Regions from separate parts of the Homo sapiens genome. Here region 2 is linked to region 1. A link is a loop called in an ENCODE intact Hi-C map of the cell type or tissue named here. Cell type or tissue: endothelial cell of umbilical vein. All regions are shown on one strand. Each heading gives the region's core, and the rest is flanking DNA. Links, peaks and the distances in the headings are about the cores only.

Evidence for each region. Hi-C counts contacts between places; a loop is a spot of excess contacts. Peaks named below come from ENCODE experiments on the same cell type or tissue, not always from the same donor. Only the 100,000 strongest peaks of a DNase experiment are listed, where the experiment ranks them.
Region 2: a loop joins it to region 1, with 8 times the contacts of the local background. A loop is called at or near these places in 1 of 110 quality-filtered maps.

What each region holds. Positions count from the first base shown.
Region 1 is chr4:86,032,251-86,040,065 of GRCh38, forward strand. The region is part of intron 11 of MAPK10 (mitogen-activated protein kinase 10); the gene reads right to left. Among named protein-coding and RNA genes, the nearest start is that of MAPK10-AS1, 84 kb to the right of the region's middle. In endothelial cell of umbilical vein, for the core only: no CTCF peak of the experiment used is centred there; a DNase peak (open chromatin) is centred at 4,711; H3K27ac peaks cover 2,308 bases.
Region 2 is chr4:85,838,627-85,846,441 of GRCh38, forward strand. All of the region lies in intron 3 of ARHGAP24 (Rho GTPase activating protein 24), which reads left to right. Among named protein-coding and RNA genes, the nearest start is that of MIR4451, 120 kb to the left of the region's middle. In endothelial cell of umbilical vein, for the core only: no CTCF peak of the experiment used is centred there; DNase peaks (open chromatin) are centred at 1,775 and 4,105; H3K27ac peaks cover 1,989 bases.

The DNA.
Region 1 (7,815 bases), core at 1,912-6,911:
AAATTCTCTGACCTCTTCTTCCTGATATTTAGGCTTTGGGAGATCTACCATGGCGGCTAGGGTAGCTCCAATTCAGGCCAAGTGATATGGAAAGAAAAAAAAAAGGCTCTTGGAAAAATAAATCACCATGAGGTAGAGAAAGAGGAGGCTGAGGGGCTACACTGGCTGGCACCGGTTTAAGCGCAAAGAAGAGCTATCAAGTTTTTGCTACCCCGTCCAATACTCCAAAAGCAATAGTTTTTGTGAAAAACTAAAAGAGTCACTCAATAAGAGTGATGCAACCCCTTTAGGACACAGACCTTTCAAAAATGGCTATTATAGTAAGGAAAGCTCTGGACAAGATTTTCAGAGACAGCTTCTGGCTTCTGTGAGAGCTTTTTGGCTCATGAACAGCACCCTCGGGCTAAAGTGACCCTTCTCTAATTCATGCAGAATCTGTGGTAGCTTGAATCATGACAGACACAAATATTCATCCTAGCCCTGGCATGCTGGGGCCTCACATCCTGCAAAGTATCTGGCTATGAAAATAGAAGACTTTGCCTGGCTGTGGTGAAGTAACTTAGCATAATACTGAAGTATTGAGAAATAACTACTCACGGAGCCAGACATTCTTTTAGCACGTTTGACTGATACTGGGGCAGAAGGCTGTAAACCTCACCTACTGCAATTCAGATGTGGCTGGCTGAGCAGCTCTCAGCAGCCGTCAGCACTGACAACTAAGCAAAATGAGACTCTCACACCACCCCAGACAATAGTAAGAACACAACACATTGAACGTATATAAGGTGACAGGACTGGGATAGTCAGGCACTGCTCTCAGGACCTGACTGAGGTAGAACCTTCCACCTCTATAAAGGACTCTCAAATAATAGAAACATTCTGACTTAGTGAGTGAATGAGTAAAATGAAGTTATTTTTGAAAAATTGTGAAACCATTACCTAAGGAAGCTACCACAAAGCCAAACTCTGGTTTTGTAAAGACGCTTTGCCAAGTGGTAAATTTCCGGCTTTGCCTCTTCCTGAGCATGTATAATGCTGTGGTTAGGCCGCTATCCAAGCGACCTTGTCCAGGACCCCTGCAGGACACAGTGTACATAAGCTCTCAGAGCCCCCAGAGCCCTCTGAGCTGTTGGCACCTCCTTCTTCTTCTAACAATAGATCCAGCTCATGATCCTGCCTGGCTGGCTTCTCCATGCAGTGGATTTTTCCATTCAAGTTTTAAAATTGAACATGGCTCAAGAGTACAGTTCCTGCCAAAGTTCATAAATGCCATTTTCTTTTTGCAACAAAGCTATTTTCAGGAGGTTTCCCTAGGAGCCTCAGTGTACAGCTGTTGCTGATATATAAAGCACAAAGTACATAGACACTAATCACAAACAAACTACAAGAGAGAATGCAAAGTGCTGAGTTCAAGATTTTTCCTTTCAACAAACCAAGAGGGCTGCTTTAAACCACTTGATTTATAGTATTTGTTCGACGGCCTCTGCAAATTTACTACATATTCAGATTTTTGATTGTTTGTTTTTTGAAGAGGAAATGCGAATGTCACCTCCAGTGAAAGGGCACATTCACATACAGATGTCTTCTATGTGACAATATAAAAGAATAATTGACCAATAATCCAGAGAGAGCAATGTTACAACACACACGTATAAGTGCTGGGCAGCAATCATCAGGATGAGATAGTTCAAAACATTCCCTGCCTCCTTCCGCTAAGGAGAAGTTGGTATTTGAGCACTCGCTTGTGCTCTTTCCCTATCTTATTTAATAGGAATTATTCTTTTGCTAAGTGACAATCTAAATAAAAAATAAATGAGGAGTGGGGATAAAGAAAAATGCCCCAGAGGTGTCTGTTGAGAGAGTATTTTAGGAGAGTTTAGCAGATAAGAGTAATTGAGATGTGAGAAATGAAGGATAAGAGGACATTAAAGATAGTATATGAACAGTTATCAGGGCCTGTGACTTTCACCCTTTGAATATTTTTTCAAAAGACTGTAAACTTCTTTCATATTATTTTGGAAGATTTGAACTTCCTTGGTTGAAATTATTGCAGAAATTCAAACACAAATTTATATGGATTGCATAAACAATAACTTAAAATGGATTAGACACATTTTTATTGATGGTTAATTTCATATGAATTTATATTGGTGGTCAATTATATGAATTTTATACTGATGAAACATGTCCAAATTGTTTCAATTAAATGAGGAAAAAAACACAAACAAGTACATGGTCACTGTGAATTAATAAATACTAGAATTTATTTATTTCTTTATTAAATGTATTCATTCAGTAAAGGTCTTGGGCACCTAACACATGGCAGACTATATAAAAAACTGAGATTTCAAAATTGAATAAGGTGACTGCTGACCACAAGGAGTTCACAATTTACTGGGGTAAGACTGATGCAAAACAGATCATTAGTATACAACATGATAAATGATAGAAACCTGTATATGGTCTAAGGGAACAGGGTGGAGAAGTCCTAACAAAGCCTAGATTTGATTTCCTGGAGTAAAGTGATGCTTATTCAGTGAGCGAAAGATGTGTGGGAGGTTGTCAAGATAAAAGAAGGAGGAAAAAAGTGACTCCATGCCAAGAGCACATTATAAGCCAAGTTACAGTATGTAGAAAACAGAATAGGGGTGGTGGTGGTGGTGGTGGTAGTGGTAGTGGTGGTGCATGTGTTTCTCTGTGTGTACATGCATGCCAAGAAAACAAGAAGGAATTTTGTCACAGTAAAATAAAACATGTCGTCAGAAGTGACAAGATATAAGAGCTGTACTTAGAGAAGCAGAAGGGTCAGACAAAGGGTGGATCAAGGATGATCCAGGGGGCCAGGCGCTGTGGCTCATGCCTGTAATCCCAGAACTCTGGGAGGCCGAGGTGGGTGGATTATTTGAAGTCAGGAGTTCAAGACCAGCCTGGCCAACATGGTGAAACCCCACCTCTACTAAAAATACAAAAATTAGCCGGGCATGGTGGCAGGCACCTGTAATCCCAGCTACTCGGGAGGCTGAGGCAGGAGAATCGCTTGAACCCGGGAGGTGGAGGTTGCAGTGAGCCCAGATTGTGCCACTGCACTCCAGCCTGGGTGATAGAGTGAGACTCTGTCTCAAAAAAAAAAAAAAAAAAAAAAAAATGATCCAGGGTATCATGATACGGAAGAAAGAAGAAGAGAAACCACTGAGGAATGTAAGAGAACGGAACAGTGAAATTTACAGCTGGATTGAAGAAAGATGTAACTGTAAGCAGAGAGAAGAGGTAGGGAGCCATTGCACGATCTATAAAAAAATATTGAAAGTTCTGACTGCGGTTAAAAAAAAAAAAAGATGAGGGTGAACGAAAGACACAGATTCAGGAATAATTAATAAATGTTAATAAATAAACTTGGTAGAAGTTGGTTTTTGATTGAACATATGTGATGGGAGAGAAGAATATGAGTCCCCAATTTCTAAGCTGAGTACCTGGGAAGATGATCGTGTTGGTGAAGCCATCTAAAGAAATAGAGAATGGAAAAGGGGAAATGAGATTGGTAGAGGTGAGCCTAAGTGTTATGTGAGAAGAGATGATGATTTGAAAGTTAAGTATATAATCTGAAGTTCAGAGGAATGCTGTTGGCTAGAGATGTGTATAGATTTGAGACTAACAGCAAGTGATGTTTGTTGAAACTATGACAGTGGATGAGGTCACCCAGGGAAGATATGTGGGTATAGAGAGTAAATGGCCAAATTAAAATTTAAAGATTGGACAGAGGAAGGTAAGTTCACTAAGGCAAAAGAGAATAGCTAAAGAAATACATGAAAAATGAGAATATTGCAATGTTATAGAAGTCAAGCAAGTAGAATTTCACAAAAAGCTAGTAATTGGCCATTTCTTGCAAATGAAGCACATGAGGATTTTGACTCGCAGGGCACCAGAAAGGCATGATAGAAAGCATGCCTCTGAACCCTTTGAAAGCTTTCCAAACTTTAAATTGCTATCACCCCCAGAAAGATCCAGATAGATCTTCGGTGGAGGACGTTAATATGAGACATCACCTAAACAATTGAATAAAATGTAGAAAAAGATCCTCAACACCAATATAATTAAAAGGAAAGAAACCATAGAACAATTGTGACACTAGAAAAACTATAATGATCTCAGATCTACTCTCTCAAGTCTCTGAGAACTTGATAAAAAAAAAAACACTGTTCTCTATCTAGTTAAAGGAAGTCACTTTTTTTCTGAGAAACCACCATATGTTAAGCTGTCTTTATATAGACCTTAATAATCCTCACAGTCAGGAAACTAAGATTCAAGGAAATTTTAAAAAATATATCATGAAGTCATATAGCTAATTAATGATGAAACTTTTATTAAAACCCAATTTAAAGAGTAATCCAGAGCAAGTGTCAATACTGTTGAATCTAAAATAAAGACTAATAAAACAATATTTAAAGTGAACATCTTTGTAAAACAAGAAATAGAAACATAAGCCAATAGGGTGACCATATTTCCCAGTTTGTACAAAATAGTTCCATTTTATGCTTATTGTCCTTGTAATTATTAGTAGCACTTACGCCCTTCGCTCCTTTAAGTGTTGTGGTTTGGAGAATAAATATGTGGACACTCTACATAGCAATGTTGTGACATGGCATGTTAGAGATCTAAGGTATACAGTAATTTGAGGACAAAGAAAACAACTGAATTGCAATGTTTTTCTACCACTGAGGTTTCAACAATTGCAGCTGTACCTTTTCCTTCTCTGAGACAGCACGTCAGCATTTCCTTCCATTTTCTCTATTTTTAGAAACGTAAAATTCAGCTATAAAATATGGCTGTTGGCAGACAGTACAGACAAGAGTAGAATTCTGCATAATAAATCTATAGTTGAAAAATATGGATTCTGTGGGCATTCTATGGAGTTCTTGCTGTTGGCCATGACTTTCTACTAAAGCGATCTCTTTAACAAGTACCTGTTCAATTCCTAATTGAGCTTTCGAAGGTAAAAGTTGCTCTTTCTGCCTGTAATCCCAGGCCTTTGGGAGGCCGAGGTGGGCAGATCACGAGGTCAGGAGATCGAGACCATCCTGGCTAACACAGTGAAACCCCATCTCTACTAAAAGTATAAAAAATTAGCCGGGCATTGTGGCAGGTGCCTGTGTTCCCAGCTACTCGGGAGGCTGAGGCAGGAGAATGGCATAAACTTGGGAGGTGGAGCTTGCAGTGAGCCAAGATCACACCACTGCATTCCAGCCTGGGTGACTGAGCGAGACTCCGTCTAAAAAAAAAAAAAAGTTGCCCTTTCTTGTGACTTCATTCATTTTATCCCATATATATAAGTAATATTCATTGAGTAAAATGTGTGAATTTATTTTTTACTGAATCTTTGAGATAATTTTCAAAGATACATGGGAAGTATCTTTTTCAACAGCATTATAGGATATTAGTGGTAAAAGAAAGTTCAGAGATTATCTAATGCCACCCTTATTCAATTTTCAAATGAGAATATAGAAACTGAGAAAGCATAAGTGATTTGCCCACAATCACAGAGTTAATTAGTGACAGATGAATACATTTATGGTCTCTTATGGGAAAAGACAGAATAATGGAATTCTTATGGTTGAAGAAACATTAAACTGGATAATTTGACACCTGTAAAAGATATTCATTAAAGACAAATTTGTGCCTGCCACACACTGATTTCTGTTCCAATTTTCTGTCAGTCTACACTTACAGCTAGAGCTGGCAACTATCATACAAGCAGTCAACACTTACATTCTTAAACACTTTTTTGTCAAAGTATCATGGACATCAAAGACCTCTAAACACATGAATCTCTAAAGAGATAAAAACCAGATATGAGAAATCTAAGTTGTACAAAGTTGTTCCTTTGATTCTTCTTTGAGCCCTGAACTGACATTTTTCCCTAACACTTATGCTCTGAACCATATGACAGTCCATCAAGTTGTTGGTGTTTGTCTGCTTTGTCCTAATTAAGGATCTCCCTGTGTTCTGCTGCCTTGTTTAAAATGTCAACAAAAGCTTTAAATAGCACTGTATCTCAGTGTGTGCACTCATTATTAATTCAACATCTGGATCAAAGTAAATGATATTATATCTTACTGAAATATGCTTTGTTTTTTCTTATTAAGCTTGGCAGTTAGATGATTGTCAAAAGATGCATGCTTTATTAAAACGCTTTAAGCAAGAAGGGTATATCTTAGTACAAAATTAGATAGAACAGGAAATCCATTAAGGAAATATACAACATTTTGATTTTATATTTCCTTGAATCTCTACACATAGAGTTTTCTAATTTTTTTTTTCTTAATTTGATGACTAGGACTTGTTAAATTTTCACCAATTAATTAGAAAATAAAAATTTTGGTAAAATGACTCTGATGAAGCACAAAATGATATGCACTTTTATTGTTTTATTTGGCTAATGGCACAGTTTAGCATGTCCAATTTTTCTCTAAAGCCTTATATTCTCTGTGGCACCAACAGCAGTTCATTACCCCAAAATGGAGCTCAGTATTTGTTTCACAAATAGTCTTACCAACAATCGCCAAAATAATGAAAATATTATTGCAATATGCACAATTATCAAAAGAATTGATTAGATATAATTAATTCCTATGATTTCTCAGTAATGTGACCTTACTATGCATTAAGCAATGACCTGGTTTCCAATTACCAAAAACTTCATTGCCTTCTGAATGTAGATATATGGCATTTTGTGATGTACTATCCGTTGATTATTAAAAATTGCTTCAGCAAGTTTCAGGAACTATGTCTGTGTTCTCAAACAGAAATTAAATAATATACTACTACAGATTAAATAAATGCCTTTTAAAAGTATGATTTGAGGAGATGTCAGCAAGATGATAAAATAAGGCTCTCCAGTGCTCCCTCTCTCACAGAAACATCAATTTGAACAACTATCCGCACACAAAAATACCTTCACAAAAGTGAAGGAAACCAGGTGAGAGATTTCAGCACCTGGGTATAGCACGGAAACAAGAAAAGATGCACTGGAGAGAGAGGAAGGACAGTTTCACATTACCTGCTTCACTTTTCCCCCAATTACCAGACAGCACAGCATGGAGACAGATACCCTCCACATGATGGTAGGAGAAGGAAGTGAGCATCAGACTTTGCCTTAGACCCCAACACTGGGCCTGCCACAGAAAAACCCAGCACCAAAGAGACCCTCACAGCCCTAGACACCAGGCTAGTACTTGTGGACTGAGCTTCCACACCTTTCCCAGCACTGATCAGGGGCTTATAGCCTTAGACTCAAGGTCTATACAGCAGACTTGGTCTCTGGGCCACTCTACTGCCAGGTCTACCTTAGCAGCCCAGCCTCTGGAACTTCTCCAGCACTGGGCTGTCCCCTATAATCCTGGACATCAGATCCATCCCAGTAACTGACTATTTCCTGCAGACTCAGACTCAAAGCCAATCCCAGAGCCAAGTAGCCCCCTGTGGACCCAAGGATAAGGCCAGCCTCTACAGATGTAGGCAAATATTTGCAGACATAGGCGTCAGGTCTGCCCTTGTGTACCCAGGTTTCAGGCCTATCCATGGGGACTCAATCAATAGGTCCACACTTGTGGATCTAGACTTAGGCCCAACCCTATAGACCCACCCACCTGCTGACCCAGGCACCCAGACACCAAGCCCAGCCAACCTACCTGAGGACTCCAACAGCAGGCCTACCCTTAGACGACACCAAATGGCATGCACAGGTTCTATGGAAAGGCTGACTGATAAAGAGTTTTCCCAGACAAAGCCAGTCTGCAAAGACTGGAATAAGCCCTTACT
Region 2 (7,815 bases), core at 1,673-6,672, 190 kb before region 1:
AAATGTGTTTTTAAAATCTCTTTTATTGCATAGCCAATTATGGCAGATATGCCCCCCACTTCTGTTGCTGAAACTGTATCCTTCCTTAAGTGACACATTTTAGGGACGTTTTCTTTAAGACATAAACAAAATACAATTATTTTCACACCTTCCCTCCCCCACTAAGTCCATCCCTCCCTCCCCCAAGCTAACTTTGCCAAACACCTGCTCTGTTCTTCATTCGCATGGAGGGCCCACCTTGGAAATTTTCTGCTCTTCCTCTCTTTATTTCTTCCTCCAGCTGCGCTGAGCCCCTCACCTTTATTTGTTGTCATTATGCTGATCAATATTGAGTTCTATCAAAAATCGTAGCTCAGTTGCCACAACCTGAGCATTGTTCATGGCATTTTCATGAGCAACTAATTACCTTAGATGGCATCTAATAAATGTTTGGCACCTGCTTAATTCCAAAGGGAAGGGGAAACACAACAATTACAATGAACTAAAAATGGTAGCTATTCTCATTACTTTCAGCAATCATAATAAAACAGAGAAGACTCAGTAATAATAATTGTATAAATTATTTTAAACATTAAAAAGAGTAATTTGTAAGTATGTGCGGCTTAACATAGCCCTTGCTCCAAAGTACGTTTCTGAAAGAAAGTGTATATGCTGATTTAAATATGGATATCAGAGGATAGAGACTTTCTAGTGCTCCTTATTCTCATCTTTTATTAACACTGATCATCCAAACTTGAATTCTTAATAACTGTTTATGTTCACACAGAACTTCTTTATCAGTTCAGATAAAGCTTTAAACCTGAATATGTCTGGTCATAATTCTAACTTTTTTTTTCTTTTTTTGAGATAGAGTCTCGCTCTGTTGCCAGGCTGGAGGGCAGTGGCCTGATCTCGGCTCACTGCAACCTCTGCCTCCTGGGTTCAAGCGATTCTCCTGCCTCAGCCTCCCGAGTAGCTGGGACTACAGGCACGTGCCACCACGCCCAGCCAGTTTTTGTATTTTTAGTAGAGACCGCATTTCACTATGTTGGCCAGGATGGTCTCCATCTCCTGACCTCGTGATCCACCCGCCTCAGCCTCCCAAAGTGCTGGGATTACAGGAATTCTAATATTTTTTAAGAATAAAATAATTTCACTCTGTTGACTAAGCAAATGAAACACAAATGCTTTTTACTGGAGTTAACTTAGAAACTACCAAGTGTCTTTTTTCTGTTTTCTTTTTTTTTTTTTTTTTTTTTTTTGAGACAGAGTCTTGCTCTATCACCCAGGCTGGAGTGCAGTGGCGCAACCTTGGCTCACTGCAACCTCTGCCTCCCGGGTTCAAGCGATTCTCCTGCCTCAGCCTCCTGAGTCACTGGGATTACAGGCCTGTGCCACCATGCCTGGCTAACTTTTTTTTTTTTTTTTTTTTTGTATTTTTAGTAGAGACTGGGTTTCACCCTGTTGGTCAGGCTGGCCTCAAACTCCTGACCTCATGATCCACCCACCTCACCCTCCCAAAGTACTGGGATTACAGGCATGAGCCACCACGCCCAGCCTTAAGTGCCTTTTTTAAGAAACTCAATGGTCTATATTTGGTTGAAGAGAACAGAACAAAACAAAACATAACAAGACATGTGATAGAATAAGCTTAAGTAAACTTTGATTTAAAAATTACTTAAGAAAACTTATGCCAAGTTCACAATTACTTAAGGAACATAAGGAATCATTTTTCCTGGACTGCATTTTACATCCTGCCTTTAAGCCCCGGGCTAGTCTAAATAACAGCTATGAAGAAGAGATAAGCTTCAGGGTGCACACTGCGCCCAGGAGCCACAGAAGGTCTGATGAACCATGTGGTCTTACGAGCCCAGCATTTTGACTGGTCTGTCCCACTCTACACGTGCCATGTCTCCTTCCGTATTAATTGTTTCATATAATTTGTCTGTCCCTCATAACTGCTGTGGATCCAGGGTTTTGCTTAGTTAGCAGGATTGGCTCTCATAGCTTTGGTTCTGTATTTTAAAGGGAAGCCCATGAAGTGTGAATACTTTTAGAGATAAAGACTCTACCTGTGATGGATCAACATTGTTGAAATACAGCCTCTATAAATCAAAATTTAATTAACTTTATTTAGTATTGTGACACAGCTTGTTGGTAATCAACCTTAAGTTGTGTTAAAGTTGCCACCTGATCAACAGGAGATCATCTATGGATAAAGGGTATAAGCAGATAGAGCTATATCAATTATGCAATTAGACAGCTCTTACTAATTTATCAGACGTGAAACTGCTGATCATTTTAGGTATCTTACTTGAATTTAGTCTCTTCTTTTTGAATTTGGTCAATAAAGTGTTACAAACACCATATAAATGGAAACATTGAAGTAGGCACCATAATACCTGTTAGAGAAACCATAGAGAAAGTTATTTTGTTTTACTTACCTCAGTTCCATTTTAGACCTACCTATTATTATGTTTTAAATGGAATCCAGAAAAACTGCTCAGTAGGCTATTTCCATTTAGCTGCATTTGTACTTTTTCAGAATCTCTTTTTATATTTATATTTTGTTTACTTATTGGGCATATTGCTTTCAGGTCATATTGTGAAGTGAGAAAGCGTACATTCATTATTCTCATTCAAGTGCAGAGCTCAAGAATACTGATTGAAAATTGTATAAAATGTGTTAAGAGGAACTTTCTTTACTATCCAGAGCCAGCAGAGCACAGTGCTGAAGAGCCCAGATTCAGGAGCTAAACTGTGTTGATTGTAGTTCCAACTCCATTCTAAACTTATCTTAGATAAGTCATCTAATCGCTTCAATTTCCTCATCTATGAAATGGGAATTGTAGAACTTAACTTATAGTGTAATAGTGAGAATTACTTAGAATAGTTTCTGGCTTAAATAAGCCCAATATGTGTATTAGAGATTATTGTTATCATTATATTTTACTATAGCAGTAGCTTTGCACATTTGTTTATTTATTTTCATTTGTTTTTAGTGGAATCTTTCTTCAAATGACTTTGTACAAAGGTGTCCAATATTCATAAAGCAGATAAAATCCAATTTTGCTTGATTGAAATGATGGTGAGAATTGCTGTTTCCAGCCTCATTCAAGTACACCTGTATATAAAACACATTCATGGAGCACATTTTGTTCAGCAGAGTTATACAGACCTAGGCATCAGCAGGATGCTCCTTGGTGGTCTATAAAATTCATCAGAGAAGTGTATATTCAGTAAGTAGTTTTGAAAATTAAATAATAACAATAATAAATAATAGAGTTTATGTACCAGCCACTGGTTGTACCAGCCACTGTTCTAAGCATTCACACACAAGCCCTACTTGGCCTTTTCCCTTTAGGTAAAAGGAACCAAAATAGCAGAAATGTGCCTCTCAAACTGTTGAATATTTTAGGTATAATTAAGAAGTTATTGCCTGTTGAATTTGTATACTATATGTACTGTACTTGAGTGATATAAAAGGGGATAAATATTTACCTATCAAGAGGAAATTTCAGGGTTTCTATTTTGAAATACAGCATAGCTAATACAATCTGGATGTTCAGTAATGTATTCTTTGCCCCCCCGGCTGAATGGGAAGTAGTAGATGGGAGTTTAAGGCCTTTGTTCACTTTACATGCAAATCCTACTCTCTCTCTCAATCATTTCTATGAATTTGGAGTGCAGGCATAGGAGTCAAAACACTGGATTCAAATCCTAACCTGCCACTTTCTGCCTGGGTGATGCTGGACAAGTTACTTTACCTGTTTCTTAGTGGTCGCTTCTACAGATTGGAGGGAGCAGTATTATGTGTATCATAGTACTGTGGTCAGAAATAAACAGTGTAAAACATTTTTATTGTTGTTATTACAGGACAATAAATGAAGTCTTCCAGGTCCATGAAATATACAAAACATTACAAAAGTGCCACTTTACCTCAATCTGGACTCATAAAATGAGGAGCGATAAAGAAAACAACTTAATTATTCCGTGGTCATGAATTCGGCTTATTGAGAGAACTGGCAGGGCACATTATACACACGTCAGCTGTGGCAAAAATTAGTCAACATTGTTTGTAGAAAGCCTGTGATGTCTGCATTACCAGCTGTCTGGAAAAAGGAGAACATAGCTTCCTTTTTTCTGCTTAATGTGGTCTGCCAGCCAGCTGGCACTAGGGGAAGAGGAAGGGAGCTCATGTTTATTGAACGTCTACTCTGTGCCAAATGCATCGTGTAAGTTGTCTCATTTGATCCTCCCACTTTGATGGTGGGGTGGTATCAGTAACCCTGATGAACACATGGGAGACTGAGACTTAGCGAGGTCAATTAACCCAGCCAAGAACCTACCGGTAGTAAATGAGATTCTGACTCAAAGGGCAGTCAGGCCATACTATTTACTCCTATTGATAATGCTACAGATACTTTCCAATGACCAGTTGGAGTTAGCAGTAAAAACTGAATATTTCATAATAAGTTATTATTTTACATATTATTTTGTAGAAAATGCAAGTTTCCTTTCAATTTTCATGACTGCCTTTATGTTTTTAAAAGATTAGATTGATGGTACAGTAATATTTTCTATTTAGGTTAATACTACCATTAAAATGCCACATTGTTGGACAGTTCTCTTATTGTTTCTGTATGTCTAATAACATAAAAATAGATTAGCATAATTGAAAACTGGATCATGAGTCGGGAGGTCTGCATTCTAGCTCTAAGTTCTTTCATTATCTGTGAATTACAGTTAAGGAAAAATTAAGCAGCTGGTAAGTGGCAGAGCTACTATCCAAACTCAAGACGCAAATAGCAGGAGAGGCAAAGTCAACTCATAATAGGAAAAATTTGATAAATTCATGATTTTGGACTTCAAATTTAATTTAATAATTTAAATTTAATTAAATAATATAAATAATGTATCACAAATATGAATTTGTATAAATTCATGAGTAGACATTTCATAGAAAGTTTGCTTATCCAAATGTTGATTGTCAGGAATCAACATATCAACGTATTTTGTGTGTGATTTTCTTAATTAATACAGGGAAAAATTTCTTTAAAATGTTTTACCATGGGAAAAATATAATTTCATCAAACTAAAGAGTACTATGATAGTTAAGCCACCTATTTATTTACAGAAAAATCAACAAGAATTAGAAAACATGTTGGAAATTTAAGCCATAGACTATGTAATATAATATTTAAAACCATTGACTATGTTATTCTTTCCACAGTATATTATAAATGTTGACATTGATACAAAATATATGTTGAACTATATGGGGTTTTCTTTACAGCTAAATGTATAAAATTTTATCACTGAGTTATATTTCATTAAGTGCAGAATAATTAAGTAGAATGTGTGACACAAAAAGCCCTAAAACATAATTGATAACATATTTTTAAAGTTGTAATTGCTTATGAAAATGTAACAATTGATTCTAATTTAGCTTCCTCATGTAAAGATTAAATGAGATAACATAAATAAAAGGTAAACTCCTCCCTGAAATACATTATTCAATGTCTTTATTAGTATTGTTAATAAACTGTTATTATACATCATGATATGCTAGGGAAGTTTTATAAACTAGATTTAGGAATTTAGGAGGAAGAAAACACAATGAGCTAACACTGATACCAGAGATTAAAGAGATATAGAGTCTCCAATAGGATCCATTAGCGGAGGGCCAGGTTCCTGGCTGAACTGTTCGTTACAGCATCTCTAGCACACAGCTCTGTAGCCTACATATTATAAGCTATTAGTAAATATTTATTGAGTGAATACATAAACTTTCCCCCTAAACAAAAGTGTTAATTTAGGCCACTTTGTGATGATGTTCTGGGATTACAGAATTAAATAAAAATACCTTTAGTCTTCTATTCCACAGAGTTAGCAGTTGTTAGTAACAATTCACACATACATACAAACACACGCATACACACAACATAAACCCAGTGTCTTAGGAACTTAAAAAATGATCGAGATTTGTATTTGTATTTACCTGGAGGAGCAGATAATGAACACTTTGCACCTTTTCTGATAATGATTTGGATGTGTCCCGTATAAATTGCAATGGGAGTTGTACTTAGTTTTAAATAATTTGCTTGGTGATCAAAGTCAAGCAAATTTGTATTGGTATAATGAAATTGTTGCTGTATCTCATAATTCTGTTGTTTTATTGTTGTTTTAGTTCATTTTGTTGTCCAATTATAGTGTATGGAAATGATGATAGCCATGGTGAATCTTAGGGGAGATGGGGATATTGCAGATGTAGGTGTATAGGGGATGACAAATTGGACATTGGAATAGGGTTGGAACCAATAGCCAGTTATCTCTGAAAATGTCATGGTGCATGGCACCAGTTTAACAGAGAGATATCATTGACCGAGAGGTTGGAAAATACTAATCTGTTATCACTTCTCCCTGCATTTTTTAATACTTTGTAGGATGTGTCACTTCAACTTTAACCTTGAAGCAATAGTACACATTACCATAGACAATATGTTTTTTCTTTCTTTTGCAAGTCAAAAGTATTGAATTGTGTCTGGACAATAAAGGAAGGTATTTTAATCTTCCCGGGAAATTTATCGTTATTACTCATGATAATTTTCAGTCATAATTATGATTTTACCCAACCTGTGTAAAAATTGTATTATACATACAAGAATTTTATTATGCAGACAAATTTGAAAAACAACTTTGTGGTATGTCTTTACTTACAATAGTCCTAGAGGTTGTCACTACTGTTCTATTTTAAAGATTGGAAAATTGAGGCCAATGGAGATTAAGGCGCTTGTTCAAAGTTACATAGCTAGTAAGTAGCAGTGTCTCATCCTAACTGAAGTCTTACTCCCAAACTATAGGTACATTAATGTATATATTAATATAAATCATTAGTGTGTATTTGTTAACATAATTTAGAATTTACATACACTATGTGTATTTGCCTTCCCAGGATTTTTCCCTGCCTTTTATATTCCCTGTTCTTTCCCTTTTTGCTTACGCACACTTAAGACATAGCAGTGCCCCTAATCACTACCTACCTGACAGAGGCAGAAGTAATCAACACAACTGTGTAAGTGAAGTTACTAATATATTCTGATTATGGATTGGAAACTCCCACCTATGTTAATAGAGTTAAAAATAAAGTAAAATAATCATAGCTACCATTGGTGGGTATTGGGAGGATTACACTAGAATGCATTTTTTAATCTAAATAGAAAACAATTCAAAGTTATTAGAAAAGCTTATTTAGCTAAGAGGTTGTTTAAATTTAAGAATATAATTTTTTTTCTTTTTCTTTTTCTTTTTTCTTTTGAGACAGAGTTTTGCTCTTATTGTCCAGGCTGGAGTGCAATGGCGCGATCTCGGCTCACTGCAACTTCCGCCTCCCATGTTCAAATGATTCTCCTGCCTCAGCCTCTCAAGTAGCTGGGATTACAGGCACCCACCACCAAACCTGACTAATTTTTGTATTTTTATCACAGATGGGGTTTCACCATGTTGGCCAGGTGGTCTCAAACTCCTGACCTCAGGTGATCCGCCCGCCTCGGCCTCCCAAAGTGCTAGGATTACAGGAGTGATCCACAGTGCCTAGCCTCAAAAATATAATTTTAAAAAATCTTTCCACCTATTATGTTATTTTCATGGGGTTATTACTTACATGTCTAAAAGCCACACGCACAAAAAAGCTGCCTTCCCACAATCACTTTATCTCCACCCCCAATCTGCTTTCTGTGAGGTAAGGGACTTGGAAACAGTGGTCTACTTTCATAATTCAGGGTTTTTTTTATTATTATTATTGACACTTTTTGTTGAGAGATACTACTTTAATAT